3 separate regions of the Mus musculus genome follow, and regions 1 and 3 are each linked to region 2. The links are chromatin loops, found by intact Hi-C in ENCODE. Cell type or tissue: heart. All regions are shown on one strand.

Region 1 (8,000 bases), 180 kb before region 2:
CATCCGATATAGGCTCACCATGCAACTCATACATGCTTGCTCCCATCAACAGCTGCGGAGATAATTTAGTAGTGTGTTGATTAGTTTAAAGCACGTTAAAGTACATATTATTCTCAAGAGAACAAATGTCATATGATCCTACTGTATAAAGTACCTGGAATCATAACAGTGGTAGAAACAGAAATAAAATGGTGGTTGCCATGGCCCTGAAAGGGAGATGGGTGTGGTTTGGGGGAGGTGGAGCTTGTTTGTTTGGGTTGAAGAATAAGCTTGAGATACATGATGCTAACCGCGGTGCAACAACATGAATGTACGTCTGAAGTGTACGCTTAAAAATGGCTAAAATGTAAACTTTAGTTTTTTTTTAAATTTAATCTAATTTTTGCGTATGGGTATTTTGCTTGCACAGATATTTGTGCACCATATGCCTGCTATGTGAGGAAGAGAAGAGGGTGTTGGATCCCCTGGAACTGGAGTTACTGAAGGCTGAGAGCTGCCATGTTGGTGCTGGGAACTGAACCTGGAGCCCTCTGGGAAAGCAAGCATCCAGTCCTCTTACTTAACCACTGAGCCATCTCCCCAGAGCCTAAATTGTTAAACTTTATATTATGCATATGTCAGTTTAACTCTTTAAAAAGTTCTACTCTTCTCACGCCTGTGAGTCATCACTCTAAGCCGAACTATCAGCATCTACCCCACCACAGACCCCACCCTACCTAATGGAAAGGCGGCTTCCTCCCGGGTCTCCTGGGCTCCTCCCCTTACCCCAGACTCTCTGCCAGAGCTGGGAGAAACAGCTTTGAGCTCTTGGCGGACCCAGGCTTTGTGCCAGGCACAGGAAGTACAGAGAAACACAATTGCAAATGTCTGGTGAGAGATGCAGGCCAATCAACAGTTTCCGCACAGAGTGGGAGGGGCCGTGGTGGGGCAGCTGCAGGGCAAGGCGGCTTCCTGACTCTAGAGAGGTGGGGACACACAAGAGTTAACCCGCTGAATAGGGACAGAAGCCAGACTGCTTCCATTTCTCTGGGGCTCCCTTTACTTTGTGTGTGTGTGTGTGTGTGTGTGTGTGTGTGTGTGTGTGTGTGTGTGTGTGTGTGTGTGTGTGTGTTTGCTGGCTCCCTTTCTTCAGCTAGAGAGCACTCTTTTCCTTCTCTATGAAAGCAGCCCAGTCCTTAAAGTGCCAGCTCAGATGCCACCTGCCTTCTGGAAAAGACGCTTTTCCACCCAGCCGAAATTAATCTCCCCTTCTCCTGAGCTCCCACAGCCTCCTGTTGTATCTTCATTTAGCACATTCTTCATCCTGTCAGGTAATCCAGCCTTTTGTAGCTCTCGCCCCCCTGCTGGATATATTTTGGGAATTTATATTTCTAAGTAAGACACACCGAGTAGACGCAGCCGTGGCATTAAAGAATCGGTCGCCAGCGTGGAAGCCTTCCCAGCCTCTCAGTTCCACTTCCCAATCCACAAGGCAGGGCGTGGTACTCCGCTGTCTGCTGCTCCAACACAATGACCGATGAAATCGGTCGAGGAGAAGCTGAACCACGCTCATAGCTTTAGAACCTTCGCTATGTGGTCATTTGGGTCTATGATTTGGGGGCCTCTGGAGCCGAGGAAGATCAGGTTGGGAGCATGACAGGTGTAAAGATGCTCACCACTTGGTGGCCAGGAGCAACAAAGAGGAGAAGCTCGGATGCAAACATTTCCTACAAAGCCGCGCCTCTCACAGGCTGGAGGTGAAGACTTTCTGGTGTGAGATCTGAACTGTAATATGGGGACAAGTGGCATGCTGTAACTCTCACAGGTCGGACTCACCTCTGCCTTTCAAGAGTTCAAGCCCAAAGGTGGCCTCTGTCCTTCTTAAGGTCCTAACCATGAGCAGAGCTCTGTGACATCGAGGATGTCAGCGTTCAGTCCTTTAGAGTGGTCCTGGCTGCACTTCCCACCATGCTCTCCTACCCAACTTGTGTTACTTACTGTTATATGCTTATTACTAAATCTCTGACATAAACAGCCCAAGTTTGTTTTGGTGCCCGGGTCCATAGGACTTGGATCTGTTGATTTGGGGCTAACGGTGCAGTGACAATGTGAGTAGAGAGGGCTTTGAACTCATCTCAGACAGGGACTGGAGCATGAGGAAGAGACCAGGAGATGAGGAAGTCCCCTTCAAGGGACTTCCTTTCTCCAGCTGGGCCCTCCCTGCTGGTTTCCAGACCCTGTCCGTCGGTCTGTCCGTTATAACACCACTTGCCGAGGGTCTTTGATAAAGACCCACCTGTGGGAGACTTTTCTTACTAACCCGTGATAGCGCCCCCTCTGTGGCTTGCTTCCTGCTTCTCCAGCCACGTCATTTTCTCCTTCATGGAGGAAGGAGACCATTCCTGACTCCTGGGTTTCCCCGGAGGTTCCGCTCTGGCATCTTTTTTACTTTGTGCCTTTCCATTGGCTGGCCTCAGTGCTTTCAGAATAGTTAACCGCTCTGATCCGCTGCCTGACCCATTGCCTGGTGATCACCCCCAGAAACTGTCCCATGGTGCACAAGGTCACATGTCTCTCAGCCCTCCCGACCCTCTTGCATTTCTGCTTCCGATGGGCAGCACAGCGAACCACCCATCAGATCTGGGAATTACTATAATTCCTTGCTCCTTACCCCTTAGATCCAATCTGTCATTAAACCCTTTTGCTAAAGACTCAAATATGCCTTCTGCCGTGACTCTAACTCAGGGCTGCCTGGTTTCTTACCAGTGGTACTGGCCCTGCGCCACCTTGTAGTGTGCTTTCCCAGAGTGTAGCCCTGTGATGTCTCTAAATAAAAGATCTGGTTTATGGCAGCCGCTCGTTTGTACTCCCTCGGTGGCTCCTCATGGCCGTTGGAAAGAAAGTCTCACACACGCTTTGATATATGATCTACAAAATGCTCCCCTGCCCTTCTATGTAATTTTATATTAGACCTTCATGAACCATTTATAGTTTCTAAATGTACCCTGCTCTCAGAGATCCAAACTGTAATATGGGGACTCTTATTCAGTTTGTCCTATTTAAAAAAAAAAAAAAAAAAAAAAAAAGCCTGCAATGCCCATGCTGGCACCAGATGGGGGCAGGCAGATCCCTGAAGATCATTGGCCAGCTGGCCCGGCCAAATTCATAAGCGTCAGGTTTGGTGAAAAATCCTGTCTCAAAAATAAAGGTGAGGAGCCGGAGAGCCAGCTCAGTGCTTAGGAGAGCCTGCTGCTCTGACAGAGGAGTTGGCTTCATTTCCCAGTGCCCACAGCTCATAACCACCTGTAACTCCAGCTCCTAGATACCTTCTATCATCTTCTTTCAGGCACACACACACACACACACACACACACACACACACACACACACACAGGCACAGATGCACATATGTGTACACACGCACACAGTCTTTTAAAAGAAATAGGCAAACACGGAGAGTAATTGAAGAAATTATATGACATTGACCTCTACACACATGCACAATACACATGTGCACATACAGTCACACATACACTTATATACCTATGCACTGGTTAATTTTATGTCAACTTAGCAGAAGCTATAGTCATCTGAGAGGAGGGAACCTTAATAAAACAAAACAAAACAAAACAAAACAAAACAAAACAAAACACTGCCTTTATAAGATTGGGCTGTAGGATGGTTTGGGCCACCCTTGGGCTAGTGGTCCTGGGTTCCATAAGAAAGCAGGCTGAGCAAGCCATGAAGAGCAAGCTAGTAACCACTACTCCTCCATGGCCTCTGCCAGGTTCTGCCTCCAGGTTCCTGCCTAGTTTGAGTTCCTGCTGTGACTTCCCTCAATGGACTATGGCATGTAAGCAAAATAAATCCCCAAGTTGCTTTTGATCATACATAGTATACATAGCAATATATGCTATGTCATGGTATCTCAACGTAGCAATAGTAACCATAACTGGGACAACTCACATGAACATGTATATCCACCTTATAACAATACACAACAAGTGTGTGTATGTATACACAAATGTATGTATATACATATATATATGTATGTATGTATATACACATACATGTATGTGTGTGGATATATATATATATATATATATATATATATATATATATATATATCTCCAAGGGAAGGCTTAACTGGGGACCAAAGAGCCAGAAGGTGCTGATAACATAATTGAACATGATCTAAAGGCAGCCGATCACATGCCTGTCTGTGTTCCATACGGCAATCTCCTGCCTCTTGGGTGGAGCTAGAAACAGCTGAGCTGTCTCCACAGTGGGCAGGTTCTAGATCAACTTACCCATCTTTCACTGGTCTTTGCCAAGGTGTCTGAAATGGGGAGTTCTTGTATGTAAGGCTGGAGAAGGACACGTGTGTGCCGTGTGGGAACAAACTCAGGATTCAGCTGGTGGAAGAGAAGGTGGAGTGTGTGTGCCCCAGAACAACCGGCAGCCTCGGCGGCCATCCTGCTTTGGCATCCCATGCTGGTCCACATTTCATGGTGCAACAGACTGGTTGCTTCCTGGTACCCACACACATTGCTAATTGTGGAGGATGCTCAGTCTCTATGGTGACGTTGCCTAAGGTTCAGACTCTCAAGTATAACCTTCTGTCCTGGATGCTCTGTTGGGAACGTTTGGTTGCAAACCACAGAAAAGTCCAAGAACAGTGACTGAAACAAGCAGGGGTGTATTTCTCTAACGTGATGGCAGATCTGGAGATAGGCTAGTTCAGATCCTCATCAGAGCCACTCAACACTCTGGTTTCCGTTGTCATGGTAATACCAGGTGGCTTAAGTCCCAGCCATTGGGTCTATGTTGAAAGGGGTGGGAAGAGCTTTCCTCATCAACTGTATCTTCTTTTATTAGGAAATAACAAAACAGATGTTTACTCGGGTTTATTTTTTTCCTTCACCAGAACCATCGTACATGGCCATCGGCAACTTCAAGGGGGCCGAGAAGAGTATATTGAACAAGGCATATTAGCATCCTGAATAAAATCGGGATGATGTTAATGAGAAAAGAAGGAATGAAGGTTAGTGAACCCCACCCTCAGGGGTCCTCCATATTCCCACCAGCCGGCTGAGTACTTGCCCTGTTTACTGCTGCGAAAATCCCCTTAGCACTGCTCTTTCCTCTTTCCGCTCTTGACATTCAAATGCACTCCACCACTCTTCTACAAACCACTTTCAGCTAAGTGCAGCTCTCACTGGATAACCTTGACTCTGAGCAGCGGGGGCAAGGGATTGGTGGGATTGTATTCTGAAAAAAAAAAAACGCAAAAAAAAAAAAACATAAAACAGTCTCTCCTATTAGTTTTTCCACTCTTGAGCAATTTAATCAGACACTTATAATGTGTATGCAGATTGGGCTAATCTTCTGCTAATCACAATCGTGAGCCTGGGTGGGCGTGTTCAATGTGTCAGTGACTGGCTATGTACATGGAGACCCTGTTCCTCTCTTTAATGGTTATATTGGCAATCCTTCTCGATAGTTCAGTTTTATGATACAAATTTACTGGGATTAAACTCAAGCAGCTCATGTAAAATTAATTTTCGTTCCACTTCGGTTCCGATCACTAATTGGTTGAAGCCCAGTGCACAGTTCTCTCTCTGCTACCCTCCTGGTCCTTGGTTAGTAACACTTGCTGTTTTGATTTTGCTCTCTACTGCAACTGTGTGTGCTCGAAGGATGTGAATCGTGTCTGCCTTGACTACTATCTGTTTACTAAGGGCCTGGCCCAAGTAAGCACCAGTTAATTTTTTTATTTGCCACATCAGCTTGTATTAATAATCCAAATGGTAACCAATAAGTAATGTAAAAATAAATGAGATTAATGTGTGTGTATGGATGTATGTGAGTGTATACATACGGGTGTGTGTGTGTGTGTGCATGCACGCCCACTGAGCAAGCTCATGTGTGTATACTGCAGAGCTACAGCAGCTAACAGGAATACCAGTTATCAAATAGAAATCTGGGTCCTTACTATAGAAGAGAAAAAACATATATTACATACATGTATCCAAATGACTCTTGTCACACTCCATTGTATGTCAGCTGCAGAGTGTCTCAGCAGACCACTGTCCGCATGTATAGCATGTTTTATGTAAAGAGAAAACTCCTACAAATTAGGCCTCCTGGTGTGTTTAAACATGTAGGCTCTGTGTGGCTATTCTGTAATCCCACCCGGACCACATTCACATTTTACAGACCAAGGAGGGACCTTGAAAGAGAGTGGTTGCAGTTCCTGGTCCCAACTCCCCAGGGGATTGTTGTAGCCATGATTTTGGTCTGAACCTGTCCCTCTCCTGCCTCTGGGTCCCTGGGAAGGAGTCTACACCTTAGTGTTCTATCTGCAAACTCTGAGGCTGTGCAGAAGCAATGCTGGAAAGGACCACAGAGACAGGCAGGTCTAGAGGAAGTGCCCGGGCCACCTTAGCAGATGTGTGTCCAGCTGTATCCACCCTCCCGGCTCTGTGTAGCCCGTGTATGTTTACATTTCACTTAGTCAGTAACCGGTTTTATGTTCTGTTGTCTCTTCTCCGTGTGCTCACTGGACACTCTATGGGACAACCGTGATGCATTGTGGGATTGTCTTGAGGATTGAGATTTCTCACGTTAAATATATTATACAGTATATGATATGTCAGGCCGAGGATGTACACTGTAGACCGAGGATGGTCTACTGGAAACGTGGAACCATGCCCGGAACAGCATGTTTGTGAGATGGCCATTGTTACAAACCTACAGTTCACTTTTCTGCAGTTCTAAAACCCAAAAGCTCTTGAAAACCCACGTTTCTTCTTCACTTTGGTAGGTTCCAACCTGCTCTGAGTTAAAGGACTTGCAGGGTCTGACCAGAGGGGGTGCATGATGGCTTCCAGGCCTTATTTAGACCTTGGTGAGAATAATCATACGCGCTGTTGTGGAAGAAATGTCAGTGTGGTAGGCCTCAGCAATATTATATATATTATTGCCTTTTTCAAATGACGAATTCTGAAGTCTGGTGTGTGTATCTCTCTCTCTCTCTCTCTCTCTCTCTCTCTCTCTCTCTCTCTCTCTCTCTCTCTCTCTCAGTGTGTGTGTGTGTGTGTGTGTGTGTATCCAGGACCCACCTCACTCACAGCACTGTCCCTGGCCTTGACGGCACTCTGAGCACTGAGGCGACTAACATTGCTCCCGTGTGGCAGACCTAGGTCTCCTGGGTCCGAGGGCTGCTCAGGAGAGCTGTTCACTTGCTGTGGCGTCAGAAAGGCAGAAAGAAGGATGCACATGAAAGAAGCTGATGGGGGGTGGGGGTGGGGGGGGGATCTGGACCACTTGGCCCAGCCCAATAGAAAAGGCTTTTGTGTCGATCATCCGGTTATTCTTTTCCAGGGTGGCTGGAAAAGAAATCAGACCTGGGAAAACAAACTAGAGCTCTGGTCAGCTGAACAACTGTTGCTGCCACGGGTCAGCAGCATAATCTGTGAGCCTCTGTGTACACGCATGCCTAGAAATAGAGCCAGTGTTGGATGACTCTGGGGGCGTGGGGGGAAATGGGATTGTTCTCTCCTTAGTTGAACTTCCAGGAATTCCTGTGTTGTCTAGAACTGCCCCCAAAGCAATCACATGTCTGTTTCAGAAGACTCAGGAAGGGTGGCAACCTGTTCTTTCCTCATCACCCCCACATGTGTGTTTGTATGTGCATATGTGTATGTATGTGTGCATGTATGTGTGTTTGTGTATGTGTATATATGTATGTACCTGTGTATGGATGTGTGTGCATGCATGTATGTTTGGGTGTGCATGTGTGTATGTGTGCATGTGTGCATATGTATGTACCTGTGTATGTATGTGTGTGGGTGGGCATGTATGTGTGTTTGTGTGTGCATGTGTGCTTATGTGTGTGCACATATGTGTATATGTGTGTGCATGTGTGTATGTATGTGTTTGCATGCATATGAGTGTGCATATGTGTGTTTGTGTGTGCATGTGTGTGTTTGTTTGTGTGTGTTTGTGTGTGTGTGTTT
Region 2 (8,000 bases):
GAACTGTGTCTGTGTTTACTACCAAAAGTGATCTCAGCCTGTTTCCCAAGATGAAGTCATGGATCTGGCAGAGTTTTTGTCCAGGTGTGTTTTATGTCCTGGGGAGTTCCCAGGGATGAGAGAGACAGCAGCAGCAGGTTGACTGTGGACAGCTTGTGAGCTGTTGTCAGTACAGCCGTTCCTCTTAGAGTCAACATGGAGTAAGCGTGGGGATCTGTGCTTCTCCCCACGTTGAACCTTCAGACCTGGTGAAGCCCTATTTCACTGAGGCGAGGGCCAAGCTCATCTGTATCCATCCTTTTCTCCACTGGCCTCATAGCAGCAGTGTTTCCCAACCTGGCCACGCCATGGCAATGTTTGCCCAGCCTGGCTACGAGATGGTCACCCCAGATCTAGGTTGTGCATCCTAGCTCACCCAAACACATAATTGCAGCTGCTGCTCTCTCTGTACTTATTACAGAGAGAGAAGGAAGTCCCTCCCCAAAACCAACCTGTGACCTTGGACCAGAGCTGGGTCACATAAGCACCCCGCCCTGCAACACATCTCTAGAACATTTTCACTTCCTTATTTCCTAAGACACTTCGAGCCACTATAAACTAAAATGGTGTCTCCACCCATGAACTGATCCCAATGAGATCATCAGTCACCTCACTGCTTGAGTGGGTACGGTGTTTCACAAACTATGTACTTTGATTTCTAAATCAGTTGATGCTGCTGGCTTCTTCTTGCCCCTTGAGATCTTGTTTGTCCCCTCACAGGGAGCTTCCTTTCTGGGTCTCCTACCTCTCCATCCCTCTTCAGGGTTCTGTGACTCTCTCAACTCCATTACAGTGTGTGTGTGTGTGTGTGTGTGTGTGTGTGTGTGTGTGTGTGTGTGAGAGAGAGAGAGAGAGAGAGAGAGAGAGAGAGAGAGAGAGAGAGAGGAGATGCCAGAGATAAATATTAGATATCATTCTCCATCTTTATCTTCTTCTCCTCCTCCTCCTTTCCCTCCATCATCTTTGTCATCACCACCACCACCACCACCATCATCATCATCATGATTTTTTTTGAGACAGGGTTTCTCTATGTAGCCCTGGCTGTCCTGGAACTCACTTCATAGATCAGACTAGCCTCGAACTTAGAGATCTGTCTGCCTCTGCCTCCCACGTACTTACTGACTTATTTTTATTTTTGAGACAAGTTCCCTCACTGAAGCTGGGGCAATTGGGCTAGACTGGCCATCCCCTGGGCTCCAGGGCTCTCTGTCCCTGCATTGGGGTCACAGAAGTGTGATGCCATGTCCAGCTTCTGGGTGGGTTCTGGGGATCCAAACTCAGGTCCTCCTGCTTGCATGAAGCGTCCTTTTCAAAGTGAGCTGCCCCTCCAGCCCCCACCCTACCCCCGCCCCCACCCCCGCATATGCTTTCTACACCAGCTCTCCTTGCATTCGGCAGCAGCCTGTGTGACAGATACCCAAACATAAATTCATCATTAGCACTCATCTCTTTTCTCCAGGGTCAATGTAGCCCCGGCTATCCTGGAACTCAATGTGTAGACCAGGCTGACTGGTTCCCAGCCTGGAACTCACAGAGATGCCCCTGCCTCTGCTTACTGAATTTGGGGATTAAAGTGGTGTGCAGTTACTCAACTCCATACTTCTAATTTCTGTATAACATCTCTGCCATGCATAGCCTTAGGCTGAAAACATCAAAGTCTTTCCCCTTACCTCTGGTGTTTTCGTATACCTCCACCTATCCAGACTGGAAGCTGGAGCCCTCACCATTGCCCACCTCAGACCCAGTCAGTACTACCTCCCAATTACATCTCAGAACTGCCACTCGCCATCTTGGCCACACTATGTTTGCCCTGTTTCCACTCTCTCTTGAGTGGTTCCAAACCAGTGCCTGTCTGTTCTGGTCCTCTTCCTGTGTGAGTATAATGCCTGCCACCATGCTAGCCACGTTGCCACCGAAAGATAACAGCTGTCACGGCTAAAATAATAAAACCCATGTTCTGGGGATGGCAGTGGGAAGACCGACAGAAGCCACTTGCCTATCAGCCCCATAGAGCAGCTGAATCAGTGCTGCCAATCACCTGCCAGTGCCATGATGAGGTCACAGAAATGTCTGTCCTACATAAGCCCTGGCTAATTGCATCACAAAACATCTGCTACCGAAGGGATGAAGGAGAAAACAGTCGGAACAAATCTATGACATGTTGATGTGTCAACCTCAAGGCAGCTATTTTAGTGCAAGGGACATATTTTAGTGGGAAAGACAAATTATTAATTATTTAGCATTTTTGTTTTTGTTCCCTATGACATGTTCAACTGATATTATGCCCATCTGTTTGAACAAGATCCATCTTCATTTATCTTTTTTGGATTATTACTGTTATTGTTATTATCATCATCATTATGACTGCTATTATTATTATTATTATACTGGGGCATATTAAGCAAGTTCTTACCACTAAGCTACATCCCCAACATCTTTGTTTTGTGATATAAATCGGTGCTTCCAATAATTTTTCGGGAGGAATTTTAGAATGGTCACCCCCAAACACCTCCAAGTCAAAAATACCTTTCTCTCACAGGTCCCTGTAGCTTCGTTGCTTGTTTTGAGTAACGATGAGGGAGGAAGGGCTCTGTGGGGTGGATAAGGGGAACAGATGTCCAGTTTCCCCAGTACGCACTGCTTTGACCCTGAGAGTGAGAGTTAGAATGTAAGCAGGACTCAGAGAATAGATGGTTAAATGCTAGCTCACAAGTAAAATATAAAGACCATGCATGAGGCTCGGGGACGAGGGTCCTTCTTTCTCTCCTGGAGGTGTTGTGCCAGGGAAATATTAGTAATCCCCCCCAAAAAACAGACAGGAGATGATTGGATGCAACTTACAGCAGGGTCTTTACTCTATTCAAGCTAGCTCAGGCCCCTCAGCTCACTACCGACACGCATGGCAGTTCTGGTGGTGGGGAAGCCCCAAATGTCTATCGGGGCAAGGCTTTATAGTAAACACAAGCAGGGAAGATGTGTGCAAGCATCAAATTGGAAAGCTCCTGTGGCCTTTAACATAATTGGCTGGTGCTGGGAGTCATATCATAAACTTAACTTCTGTTCCCCTCTGCATTGGTGATCGTTAGGCAAGGAGTGGACTTGTAACCTGGGCATGCAGGTTTGTTGAGGGAACAACCTGGAGATACTGGTCTTGTTGAAAGTGTAACCTGGAAACGCTGGTCTTGTTGGGGATTAGCCTAGAGACTGAAGCTAGGCCCAGGTTTTGTTGCGGGGGCAACTTGGAGACCAGTGGAGTTCAAACTTAGGCCAGGCTCTCTAAAATGGAGTCTGAACTTAAAAACTTTGGCATCCAGAGTCAGTTAGTTAACTGGTGTCTTATGGCCTCCATTCCACCCATCCCTACCTTCAGAGACCCACTAGGAGCCCTACTCAAGACCCGTGGAACCCTTAATTGGTTGCCCTATCTCCTAAGAAACATGATGAACTCCACTTGCTGAGGTTCAAAGTCCAGGGTGTAGGTATGATAATGGAGCTAAGAAGCTCACAAGGGCTTGGCTAAAGCTGTCTGTTTCCAGTGTCTGACTGCTAGCCACTTACAAAGGAGGCAGAAAGCCAAGGTTTAGACAAGGAAGAGGCTAGAGGTCCTGGAGGTTCATGTAAGTGACAGGGTCCTTTGAAAGTGCCCCACCTATGTTAAGAAGTATAGACTGATTTGAGTCCAACTGGTGGCAGCCCTATAGGATCCTGGTGTCTTTACCAATGATCAAGGTTTAGAAAAAAGAATTGAGCCGCTATCATCAAGTACAAAACCCTGGAACCAACCACCCAGAATCTCCCAGATTAATAACCACGAGGTAACCAAAAGACATTCTTCCCTCTACCTTTACCCAAGCTGCCCCAAGGGAGACCTACTGATAGTATTGTCCAGGCCTGAAGAGACTTTACCCATCACAGCTGGTTAGTGACTTCTGAACTTGCAGTTTAGGGACTCCATGCTAAAAACTGGGTATACTACGTAAGCACATGGAGGGATCTCCACAGCCGTTGGCTACTGGAGAAGTTACGCCTTTGTTCGTACCATTCCTTCTACCATGGCTCTCACCATGGGAAGTGTGAGAGGGGTAGACACTGTCCCCTTCTGACACTGTTGTCACGAGCCTCCCGTGGCATGTAGACTGTTGAAGGTCATCCTAAGATCACCAAGCTTGGGCCATCTCAGGGGAACTGGCAGGTTCCTTGGGATACAGCTCCTCATTGCTGAGGCTCTAGCAGCCTCTAGGGGTTGCCATGGGTTACTGAGTACTTGGTACCTTGTCTGGAATCGTTCAAGCTGAAGTTCTAGATATTTCCTCCAGGCGGCTCCAGAGAGCACAGTGGGTTTGATGATGGGACCTCAGCCAGGCCTCCATTGGCTGATGGTAACCTGGAAATGGTTAGAGAAAGGGCCAAGGGACCCAGGCTGGCCCTGTGGTCAGTCAGCTTGACTGGGTGCAGCTAAGATTTGCCCCCATTCTCAGGGTGTGTACGCACCACAATGAAGCAGATTCCCGGCCACCTGCTCTGACGGGCCACAGCATCCCATCCCTCCCTGAACCCTCCAAGGCTACAGCAGCTCCTGCTCTCATCCTAAGCTCCTCAGTGTCCAGACAGAGGCATGGGAACCCTGTAGGGCTGTGCAAAGGGCCTTCTGCCTTCTCCAGGGTCTTATCAGTAGCCCCTGTCACTTTCCAGGATTTCTTTTTCTTTTCTCTTTTTTTTCCTTTCTTTTATGAGTGTGTATATGTGCATGCATGCATGTGTGTGTGCACACATGCTCTTGTGCATGAGTACCCACACATGCACACATGTATACATACATGTATGTAGAGTTCAGAAGTCAATATTGGGTTATCTCCTTCTATACTCTCTACCTTATTCTTTAGAGACAGACTCTCAGTGAACCTTGATTTTGCCAATTCAGCTGGATCATGTGGCCAGAGAGCCCTGAGAAGTCCTGTCTCCACTCACCAAGCATGCCCTGCTGAGCTGTTTGTTTGTTTATGTATTTGACGTGGGTGCTGGGGATGAAACTCAAGTGTTCACACTCGCCTGGCAGGCACTTTATTGTGAGCCCTCCCCTCAGCTCTTGGGTGCCAGTTTTCAATGATTTATCTCGAGATCGAATCCAGTCCTGACACTCTCTGTGTGAGCATGCTCAGCACCGCTCATTACCCTGGACAAATGTGAAACCCCATCTCATGGGCCCCTTTCCCACTCTGCTCTCTGAGCATGACTCCTCATTCTTGCCAGGATGAATTCTCTGAGTTTCCAGTGTCCTGCCTGAAACTACATGGTATCTCCTCTCAGAGCTGAGACTCTGAGGATTTCATGGTCCTTTCTAACACATAGGGGTGTGTGTGTGTGTGTGTGTGTGTGTCTTTGTGTGTATGTCTGTATGTATATATCTGTGTGTCTGTGAGTGTGTGTCTGTGTGTAAGTATGTATCTGTGTGTGTAAGCTTGTATATCTGTGTGTGTTTGCACGTGTGTCTGTGGGTTTGTGAGCGTGAGTATGTATGTATCTGTGTATGTCTATGTGCATATATGTAAATGTGTGTGGTTGTATGTGCATGTGAGTGAGTATGGGTTAGTGAGCATGCATGTGTGATTGTGTGTGTGTGTCTATGTGTGTCAGTGTGTATGTATGTCTGTGCAGGTCTGTGTGTATGTCTATGTGTGTCTGTGTGTGCCTGTCTCTATGTGTGCATGTACACAAATGTGTGTGCTTGTATGTGGATTTGGTGACTGAGTATGGGTTAGTGAGTACATGTATGTGTGTGTTTATGTGTATGTGTGTGTGTGCATGGATATGTGTGTGAGCTAATATTTGGAAAGCTGTCTGTGACCTGCTCCGAGTGACTTTTCTGAAGAACACTGAAGAACTTTAAGACACAGCTCCCACATTCATGAAGATTTTATCTTCTAATTGGCTGCATAAGACACTAACACATGAAGAAGCTAGAAAGTAGTTAAACTACTGTGTGTGTGTGTGTGTGTGTGTGTGTGTGTGTGTGTGTGTGTGTGTGTGAAACATGGGGTACAAACTGGGGCCCATGATGGTGTAAGCCCTTAAGGGCATCTTGGCCAGCACAAGCATTGTCTTTCAAATTGTCTTATGTGTTATAACATAAGATTTAGTAACTGGCCATCTTAAGGTGTAGAGTCCAGTGGCTTTCTGTACATCCATGTTGCTAGGCAACCATCTCTACCTCCCATTCCCATCCTGCAGAACCAAAACCCCACCTCCACTCAGTAGTAGCTGTCTGTCATTGCCCTCTCGCCCTGGCCACCATCATTCAACTATCTCTGTGACCATGATTACCCTAAGAACATCATACACACAGTACGTAGCCTTCTGTGATTGACACCTCACTGAGCAGTCCTCTAAGCTCATCCGTGTCGAAGGCTGTATCCACATTTTAATCCCGTTTAAGGCTAAGTAATACTATTTTGCAAACGTACACCACACCTTGTTACCTGTTTGTCTGGCAGTAGAGATGGGGGCTGCTTCTGTATTTACACCTCCTGTGACTAATCCTGTTATGAACACAGGCATGCAAATAAATCCTCGCTGCTTTCAGAAACACGGGGCTCCATCCCCAGAGCTGAAGTCGCTAAGTCACACTCCATTCTTCTTAGTCTTTGGAGAATCTGGCACGCAGTTTCTCAGATTGGCTTGCCTCCTGTTATATTCCCACCAGCCGAGCGCAGGATTCCAATTTCCCCTCACCCTTGCCAGCACGTTCCAGCTTCTACTTCTTTTCATTTTTTGATGGTAGCCATCATAATAGGTACAAAGTGGCCAGCAATTGCTTTAAAAAAATTTTTTATATAGTTGCTAATGTTTAAGGTCTTCTTGTTTCTAATCCACATTCCCACTTCATTTGAGAGACTGTAAGACTCTGGCGGGCCTCAGCCTGCACTTGCCTCTGGTGACAAGTGTCTGGAGCCAAGCAGCAGCTGTGCCCCTGGCAGGGACAGGGTCTGCATAGCCAGCTCACCTCACTGTCTCTCTGCATGGGCTCTTGCACACAGGGCCAAGGCAATGCCTCTCCCGCCAAGGTTGTTGCTTTCCGTAGCACAGTCAGGAAGAAAGAGAGCTGTTTCATATACCTACCCTTCATGAACTCGGAGAAAGATAGACACCAACAGGAACACTGGCAGCCAGCACAAGGTAAGGGAGGCTGCTTAGATTTAACCCACAAACACCATTCCTCACACTAACCTATTCCCTGCCTGGCCCTGTAGGCACTAGGCTTGTGGTCCTGGCTAAACAACTCAGCTGGGAGGTATTCCCAGACAAGGGTTGTGCTGTGAGCTGGTCCAATCAGGCATTTTGGAAAGGGAGGTAGAGTTTCACCTCTGCTTGAAATCTGATACATCAATCAGACTTGAGCTTCATCAATATAAGTCATATAAGTTGGCTCCCTCATACTTCAGGAGGCTACAAGCCCAACATGGAGATCTCTGCAGGGCTATCTTCTGAGGCCTGGCTGCTGGGCCTGTAGAGGTTCTCTTTCGTGTTGTCCTCTCACCATCTTGCTCTGTAACTTGATCCTGTGGCGTAGTGTTCTTTACTTGCGGGATGTCAGTCATGTTGGATTAGAGCCCGCCCACAGGACCTAGTACCTTAACTGTCTGGCATGATGCTGTCTCCAGATGCTTGAGGCTTCCGCATGAGAACTGTTGAAAAGATTCATTCCACAGCAGATGGAAAGAACAGGAAGGAGGGATGGGAGAGACACAGTGGCCTTGGAGTTTAGCTTCTCAGTACCTGTTATGTTGCTAACATTACAAATTGTCACAAATGTTAGTTGAAATATAGAAGTTACATTTTTTTTCCCAGAAGAGCACTCAAATCAAGTATGGGCAGGGATGGGGCTAGAGTAGAGGGGCTAGTCTTCTACCCCTGTTAGCTTCTAGAAGCTCCATAGCTTTCTGTGGTTTGCAATCCCCATGAGT
Region 3 (8,000 bases), 400 kb before region 2:
TTCTGTGATATAACAGTCACTGTGACACAGCAGGTACCAGCGTAGAAGCTGCAGCAAATTATCTAGGACATGCAGCTGAAATCACTGGTGACGTTGGCTGTGCCAAATGAGAGTTTTAGTGTGGATGAGCCAGCCTGATATTGGAAAAAGATTCCTCTACACAGGAGTTTCATAGCTGGGGTTGAGTGAGACATCAATGCCTGGCCTCAGGGTTCAAAGGGTGGCTCCCTTTGTCAAGGCTAATGCAGCTGATGGCTTCAGGTTAAAGTCAGTGCTGTTTGCTGTTCCAAAACCCTGTGCTCTGAGGAATTGTGCTAAGACCTGTGGTCTGTGAGTGGAATGCGAGAGCAGAGGCAGCAGCACTGCTGTGTACAACTGACTGACTTTTGTCACTGTGGAGGCTAACTGCTCACAAGAGAAGATCCTTCCCAGTATTGCCACTGACTGACAACACTTACTGAACGCTCCGAGGGAGATGAACAAGGAAATTAATGCTTACAGTCCCACCAACACACATCCCTCAATGTAAACCCTGGATCAAGGAGTAATCTGACTTTCAAGACATTATTTACACAATATATCCAGTAGTTATAGCTACTACACCCAAGATTCCTCTGATAGACAGGAGCAGTTAATTGAAAACCTAGGAAGGAGTCTCCATTCAGAATCGCTGAGAACAGTTATGAGTCATGGGAGGATGTAAATCATCAGCATTGACTCCAGCCCTCATGAGTGGCCTTGAGGGGTTCAGGACCCCAGAGGGAGCCGTAACTAAAGGTGTGGTCCAACGAGCAAGAGACTAGAATTAGAGGTAGAGCCTGAGATGCTGCTCTGACTCCATTCTAAAGTGTTCCTGGATACAGAGATGCTTATGGGTTGAGCAAGAGGGGGATCTTTTGAGATAGTGTATCCTGGTGATGATGCTGTGAACATTGCTGAGATAATAGCAAAAGAGATAGGTTTTTGCATCTACATAGTTGATACTGCGGTAGCATGGTTTGAGAGGGATGGGTCTTCCGAGGGTAAATACTATCAAACAGAACCAGATACTACGTGAACATTCCTTATGGAGGACTCAATGACATGGCAAACTTTGGTGTCATTTTTGTGTTCTTTTAAGAAAATGCCAGGAGCTAGAGAGATGACCAGATGGGTAAAGTACTCCTTGTACGAGCCTGAGGAGCCGAGTTTGGATCCCCAGCACATACACAGGAAGCCCAGTGTGTGGCTGCCCCATCTTCCCAGCATGGGAACTCAGAGTCAAGAAAGTCCCAGAGCCTGCTGGCCAGCCAGCGTAGCTCAGGTTCAGTGAGACCTGATCTCAGAAGCTAAGAGAGTGAGTTTAAGATAAAGCTTTATATCAACTGCTGGTCTCCACATGTACTGCCATGGGCACATGCACCAGCATACACGTTCATGTGCGTGTACACAGACACAGGAAAAGGACAAGACATTGCCAGGCTAGAGGTAGAGTCCCTACAGAAGAGACAAGACTTCAACAGCAAAGTGACTCAAGATGGCTAGTAACTTTCAGCAATAACTTATTATAAATTAGGGTATATCTAGTTTGGGAACATACTGCTGCATATGGACTAGAGGCCAGCATCGTGGAAGCTTAATTTTTTCATACATAAGACTATGAAGACCAGAAGGCTTCTTGTGACTCACTGTCACTTTCCTTACCGTGCTGCAGAACCCACACTATCTCAGGACATTCCTTTAGTGGTTTTATATTCCCCATCTTGTTTCCTGCCTAACACCACACATTACAGTCCCATCTCCCATGGTCCACATCAGTGTCTTTTCCTCACTCTACCTGCTGGGTAACTCTTGGTATGGAACTAAGCAAGTGCTTCTGTGCCAGTCCCATAGACTCCCCTCCCGTGTGAGCATACAGAGCGATGAGTTTCACTGTGGTATCCTCATACGTATCTGTAAAACTGCCATAGTTTCCTTCTCAGTGTGACCTCACTTCATGGCTTTTGTATTCTGGTTGCTATGTGGATTCAGGGAAGATGCTGAGGCTTTAGGCTAATGCCTCAGGGCAGCTGCTGTGCATATTAGTTGTCTGGGAGGCAGCAGTAACTGCTAGAGCAGCAGCCAGTAATACAAGCTACATCTTAGGGTTGTATTAGCTGCCAGTCACGAAGCACAAGTTACCAAGCAGCCTAACATGGCAAACAGTGGCTCGCACTCTTGGTTAGCAGTTGGGTGTTTCCCCTGAGCACCTCTGACCCAGGCCTTCCCAGAGCTGTAGTCTTCGCTTGGGAAGGCTATACTGCACAGTGATTGGGGGTCCTTTTACACAGGAATAACTCAAGACCTAAGAGCCAACAGCTGGAGAAAACAAGTCCTCTCTAGGTAGAAGCCAGGCTTGTTAGGAGTAAGCAACCCCCCCACCAGCCCCCCAACAATGTGCATTGCCCAAGGGGCAGATCCAGAGAAGAGGCCTGGAGCAGTGAGGCAAGTCAGCCCTTTTGCCCCTAGGTTGCTTTCTCACTGGAAACAAAACTAAGACATAGGTAAAACTTTTAAATTAAAGGGAAAAAGAAATGTTCACTAAGGAGCTGGTATGTGGTGAGGCATATATGTAGTGCTAGTGATCCATAGGCTGAGAGAAGCATAGAAAGTTCCAGGCCAGCCTATACTATGTTGCAAGACTTTGTCTCAAACAACAACAACAAAATTCTGTTCTGATCATTTGCTCATTTTAAAATTTTGTTGTTGTTGTGTCTTTTATTTTGAGGTCTTTGATCTGGGTTACTGGAAGTAGAGTTACCAAGGTAGGAAAGACAGAGAAGGCTTGGTAGTCAGGAGTTCTCTTTTGTAGACACAGTTGGGTCTGGAGAGTGACAGCTGAGAGCACTCATCGGCAGTCAGGATAGAAATTGATGCTAGACACAGGAATTCCCTGGGATTTTAATTTTAGCTAGTGTACTGTGTAATTTAAAAGAAGACGACCTTCCGTGCCACACCTTGCTTGCTGCTCTGGAGACCAGGTAAGAATATTCTGTCTGGACTGTTAGGAATTGAGTTCCGATTGGTAAGTTGCATATGACTTGGGGGGGAATCATAAATGCCTGCTCTTCAGGTGTGCTTGGGAATAGTGTGTGTTCCCTGTGGGAATGGGAGTTCTGGCACTGAGCCTATGTCTGTAGAGATGTTGGCTGTCGAGGAGCAAGAAGCTTTTAATCACAGGCCAGCTCCTGCACCTGCTGGATACGACACTCATCTCCCTTGAGTGTGTGCTGTGTCGTCTGGGGAGTAAGGGAGCCCAGCTCCTGGATGGCTGAGTGAGCTGTCAGCTGCATGACCGACTGCAGAGCTCGCAGTGAGGAACCTGTGAGGCTGCCCAGCTGCAGGTGGTGGCTCTGTCCTCCGCTCTGAGTCAGCAGCTGCCACTAAGGCCTGTGACAGTCTTGCAGCTTGCTCAGCAGCTGAGTAATGTCACCTGGGGACAGGTTTTCTTCCGAGGCATTAGTAAATTTTGATAGAATCAGAGATCTTTAGTCATCTTGTCAGTTTCCCTTACTCTTCCCTAATCTTGTGGGGTGGCAAGTTCACTTTATGGATCCTGTCTTTGCTTTGTTCCTTTCAGTCTGCCAGTCGCCGTTATGGCCACTCGGTCCACCCGTGGACCTGCAGAAGGGATGTGTGTGCCAGTGTGGCGGATGTCTTGGAAGGACACTGGGCTGCATGGGCCTTGAAAGGAAAATGTTACTGTCTGTTACCCCGCACAGTACTCTGCTCAAAGACTTTCAACTGCTATTCATCTGAGGCCTACTGCACGTCAGGCACTGGCGCTGTGTCCCTGTGAGAAGGGAAGCACACGTGCCCTCCAGGAGTTTACAGCACCTGATGAGTACAACCTGGCAGAGTCATACAATTCTACAATTCTTTACTAAGATTAAAATGTCTTAGTATTTGTATTAGTTTAAATGCTTATATAGAATAATCTCAAAGTATTACTTAAGTAAATGCTACATATTTTATACCACTTTTATCTCTCCTCACTTTTATCGTTAAATTACCCATCATTCCCTAGCTCTTAGCCTGAGCATAGAGTTGCTGACATAAAGACCAAATGAATCATGAGTAGCTACGTAAAACTTGGCAGGGTTGGAGTATTACTGAGTGTGGAGAAGTGGACTGCTGGGTTATTTCATGCAAGTAGGATAAAGTCATTGTTGTCTCTTGTATCAGTAGAAGTAGATTTACTGTTTTTGATTTGACGTGTTGGAACCCTGACTTGCTTAAAAATTGTAGTTTAATGGCTTGCTTGGATTTTTCTCTGCAGCATATATGCCATGCCTCCACTTGGTGGCACCTTCTGTTCACTTATAGCTAACATGTCTTTTTCCTCAGTGTAGAGCACTCATGTCTCCTTGTATACTGAAATCAATCTCTCTCTCTCTTTCTCGCTCTCTCTCCCTTCCCTTCTCTCTCTCTCTCTCCCTCCCTCCCTTTCTCCCTCCCTCCCTCCCTTCCTCCCGCTCTCACCCACCCTTCTTCCCTCCTGTTGGCCTGTCTTCTAGTTTTTTTGTTTTTATTGTTGTTAAAGAACAAAGCCATAGACAGGTTTGTGTGGAGGAGGTGGGGTAGGCAGAGGAAAGTCAAGAGTGCTTCATTGGATCAAAGCACTGAGTGAGGCTGTTCACAGACATAGAAAAGATGCAGTGGGTGTGGTGGTCCATGTCTGTATGCTCAGTAGTAGGGAAGTGGAAAAAGAAGAAGAATCAGGAGTTAAAGGCTGGCCTGGACTAAATACCACCAGCCTGGGCTGCAGAGTGCCTTGTACCAGGGAGGTGGGGATTATAGAAGACATAAAGATAGTCAGACAGGTGGGCGGGCTGGGAGAAGGAGATGTAAATAGTGGTGGGTGGCTCGGGGTAGAGCATTCGTGTTCCCTGCACAGAGCCCTGGCTTCATTCTGGAACTCCACAAAGACACAAAACAAAGCAAAGCCTGATTGTGAGGTGTGACTGTTAGAGAAACCTTGGTAATCCAGAGGCACACAGTGCAACCAGAAATACACTCTGAATTCCTTGGCTTTTGAACGGACACCCTTAGGATTCCCCTCACCTGGTCCACGGATATAGGTCGGCTTTTTTAGAAAAGGAATATGTTCTTTTTGAGAGATGAGATCATGTTGTGTTGCCTAGTTTGGATCTGAACTGGTAGGTTCATGGGATCCTCCTGCTTCAGCCTCCTGTGTAGCTGCTACCTCTGTCCCCTAAGAATCCCAGTGGAGAGAAGAGATGTTAGTTTACTGTCACATCCTCTGTAGAAGAACATTTGTGGTTATAAATAATAAGCATTTGTATTTGTGACATATGCAAGTGATTTGTGGTTTCCTCCCCCATTCACAGACACTTCCTGCGTCTCAGCAACATTCTGCCTGTTAGTCAGTGTTCCCCTAGCTGGGGGCTGTTGTACAATGGCAATTTGTATTTAAAATTAACATCCCATTTATTGCAGCTGTAAATCTTAAACTGTAGTTCTTCTTAAGCCTCGAGGCTTAGCTCATAAGCAGAATAACAAGATTAGTAAATTGAATACTTTCTGCATAAAAATAAAGAATAATCATTTTCTTTTGTTCCTTGATGAATGTTTGATAAACTCTAATGGAAAGGATTAAATTCTCCTAAACAGTTATATCTATTTACAAATTTAGTTCATTACATTATTTTAAGCATTTTAGTTAGGTTACATCTATAAATTTAATATATTTAATTTTCCCCAATCCTTCAAATGCCCAGGGAATCGTGTGTCAAGTCACTGTTCGGATCACATAGGCAGTTCTTATTACTCAAGCCAGAACTTAAGGGTCATTTCAACTCATCTAAGATCTGCCAACTACTTTTTCCTGCCTTGCTTCCTTTTAAACTATTATTAATGTGTCGCCCTCATCATTAACTGTTCTGTTTTCATACTTGTGTCATTGATAACATGTCCACCCACCGTTTTGTACCCCCTCCCCTGCTCTCTTTTTAAAATTGGGTTCATTATTATTTGTATACAGTGGGGTGCTGTGAGGTAGGGGCTGGGTGAGTGTTACAAGGACTATATGGGACCAGAGAACAAACTGGTGAAGTTGGTTCTCTCCTTCCATCTTTATGTGCATTTTAAGATCCCACTTGGGCCTCAGGCTTTCTGGCAAGGCCTCACCAGCTGAGCCTTCTCTGCAGCCCTGCTGCTTCTCTTTAAACATGGCAAACTGCTACCAGAGACTTCTACTCAAATCCAAGCCACAGGTAACAACAGCCGAAATGGTCTGGTTACATTCTTGACAGCTGCCGCTGCCTGCCTAGTGGGGTATTAGTGGTTGGTTTTGGGTTTTGGTTATTTCCTGTGCTGAGGATTGGATTTAGGGCCTGTGTGTGCCAGTCCAGGACTGTCCCACTGGGGATTAGTCAGCTTCACTCTTGTTCCACTACTGTGCTTTTGTGTTATATTTGGAGGTTTTGCTCATTATTTTGATTGAATTTTCAGAATCAAACCTGGGAGCTTGTGTGTGAGAGACAAGCACTCACGGAGCTCTACCCCAGTCCCCTCTTTTCTTTTTCTGCAATCGCATGCTGGGCCTGTGTTCTTTTCATAGTGAGAAAACAGGTTCCATCTCCTCACTTGGTCCGTAAGGCTCCTATGATCTCTGTGCATTCCGGCCCTGAGCATGGTCCTCCTACATTTCCCTGTGGCCGCTGACTGTCATGTTCTTAAACTGTGAGCACAACTCCATGTGAGCTGTTTGTGTAGGCCGCCATAGCTCACATGCTTTCTTTAGTAAGTGTGGCTTCCCATTCTTCCATCCCATGCTGCTCTGGAGGGATGAGCCCGAGCTCCCTCCCTGCCATCCCCACTGACCCACGCCTCTGCCCAGCATCTTTGTTTTCATTTTCCCTTTTATTGAAAATGGATTTTTCCCCCTCATATAGTGTATCCTGATTACAGTTTCCCTTCTCTCTCCTCCCAGCTCCTCCCTGACCACCCCCTTTCTGTCTCTCATTAGAAAGCAAGCAGGCTTCTAAAGTATAATAATAAAATAGAATAAGATAAAACAGAAACTAACACATCGGAATAGGGCAAGACGAACAAAGAGAAGGAAAAGAGCCCAAGACACAGACACAGAGACCCACTTGTTTGCACACTCCCATAAAAACACCAAACTGGAAGCCATGATATATATGCAAAGGCCAGATTTGTATGTCTGGGTCTGGGTTACCTCACTCAGAATGAGTTTTTAATAGTTAAAAAAAAATGAAATCATGAAATTCTTAGGTAAATGCTTAGCATTTATTGTGGGTTTTTTTGGTTTTGGTTTTTTGGTTTTTTTGGGTTTTTTTGGTTTTTTTGGTTTTTTGGGGGTTTTTTTTTTTGGTTTTTCAAGACAGGGTTTTCTGTATAGCCCTAGCTGTCCTGGAACTCACTCTGTAGACCAGGCTGGCCTCAAACTCAAAAATCCGCCTGCCTCTGCCTCCCAAGTGCTGGGATTAAAGGCGTGCACCACCACGCCCGGCTTATTGTGCATTTTTAATTTCTTGTCTGATTCTTGAAATACTGTCCTAAAAAACTTCCTAGCACATAGTAGCTTATAGATAAATGTTTGTTGAATGAAGATAGATATATTTTCTTTGAAGCAATCACTGTGTTTAGATATAATGATCATTTAAGTACTTAATGCAAAAATGGCACCTCTTTGTGTCTTTTAAAATTATTTTTATTTTAAATGTAAAACTGATCTGTCTGCATATATGTAAGTGCACCTTCTAACTTAGAGGCTAGGAGAGGATGCCGTATTCCCTGGAGTTACAGACAGTGGTGAACCTCCATGTAGGGGCTGGGTATGGGATGGGGTCCTCTGCAGCAGCAAGAGGCACTGTCACCTGCTGAGCCATCTCTCCAGGGCTCCTCCGCCTGGCCTGGAACAACCTGACAGAGATCACCCACCACTGCCACTGCTCCCTGTCCTGGGATAAATGCTCGTACCACTACACCTTGCT

What was found. Peaks named below come from ENCODE experiments on the same cell type or tissue, not always from the same donor. Only the 100,000 strongest peaks of a DNase experiment are listed, where the experiment ranks them.
Region 1: a loop joins it to region 2, with 2.7 times the contacts of the local background. A loop is called at or near these places in 7 of 42 quality-filtered maps.
Region 3: a loop joins it to region 2, with 2.8 times the contacts of the local background. A loop is called at or near these places in 15 of 42 quality-filtered maps.

Annotation. Positions count from the first base shown.
Region 1 is chr10:94,425,617-94,433,616 of GRCm38, forward strand. Gm32827 (a long non-coding RNA gene) reads right to left here and starts at 845. Exons shown (of 4, transcript XR_871962.3): 1 at 717-845. It also overlaps a transcript of Tmcc3 not described here. In heart, a CTCF peak has its summit at 3,103; DNase peaks (open chromatin) are centred at 865 and 7,495; H3K27ac peaks cover 189 bases.
Region 2 is chr10:94,605,123-94,613,122 of GRCm38, forward strand. Gm32898 (a long non-coding RNA gene) reads right to left here. Exons shown (of 5, transcript XR_001779842.1): 4 at 2,566-8,000. Among named protein-coding and RNA genes, the nearest start is that of Gm32898, 15 kb to the right of the region's middle. In heart, no CTCF peak of the experiment used is centred here; DNase peaks (open chromatin) are centred at 519, 4,299 and 7,119; H3K27ac peaks cover 334 bases.
Region 3 is chr10:94,206,580-94,214,579 of GRCm38, forward strand. The region is part of intron 3 of Ndufa12 (NADH:ubiquinone oxidoreductase subunit A12); the gene reads left to right. Among named protein-coding and RNA genes, the nearest start is that of Ndufa12, 12 kb to the left of the region's middle. In heart, a CTCF peak has its summit at 4,305; no DNase peak of the experiment used is centred here.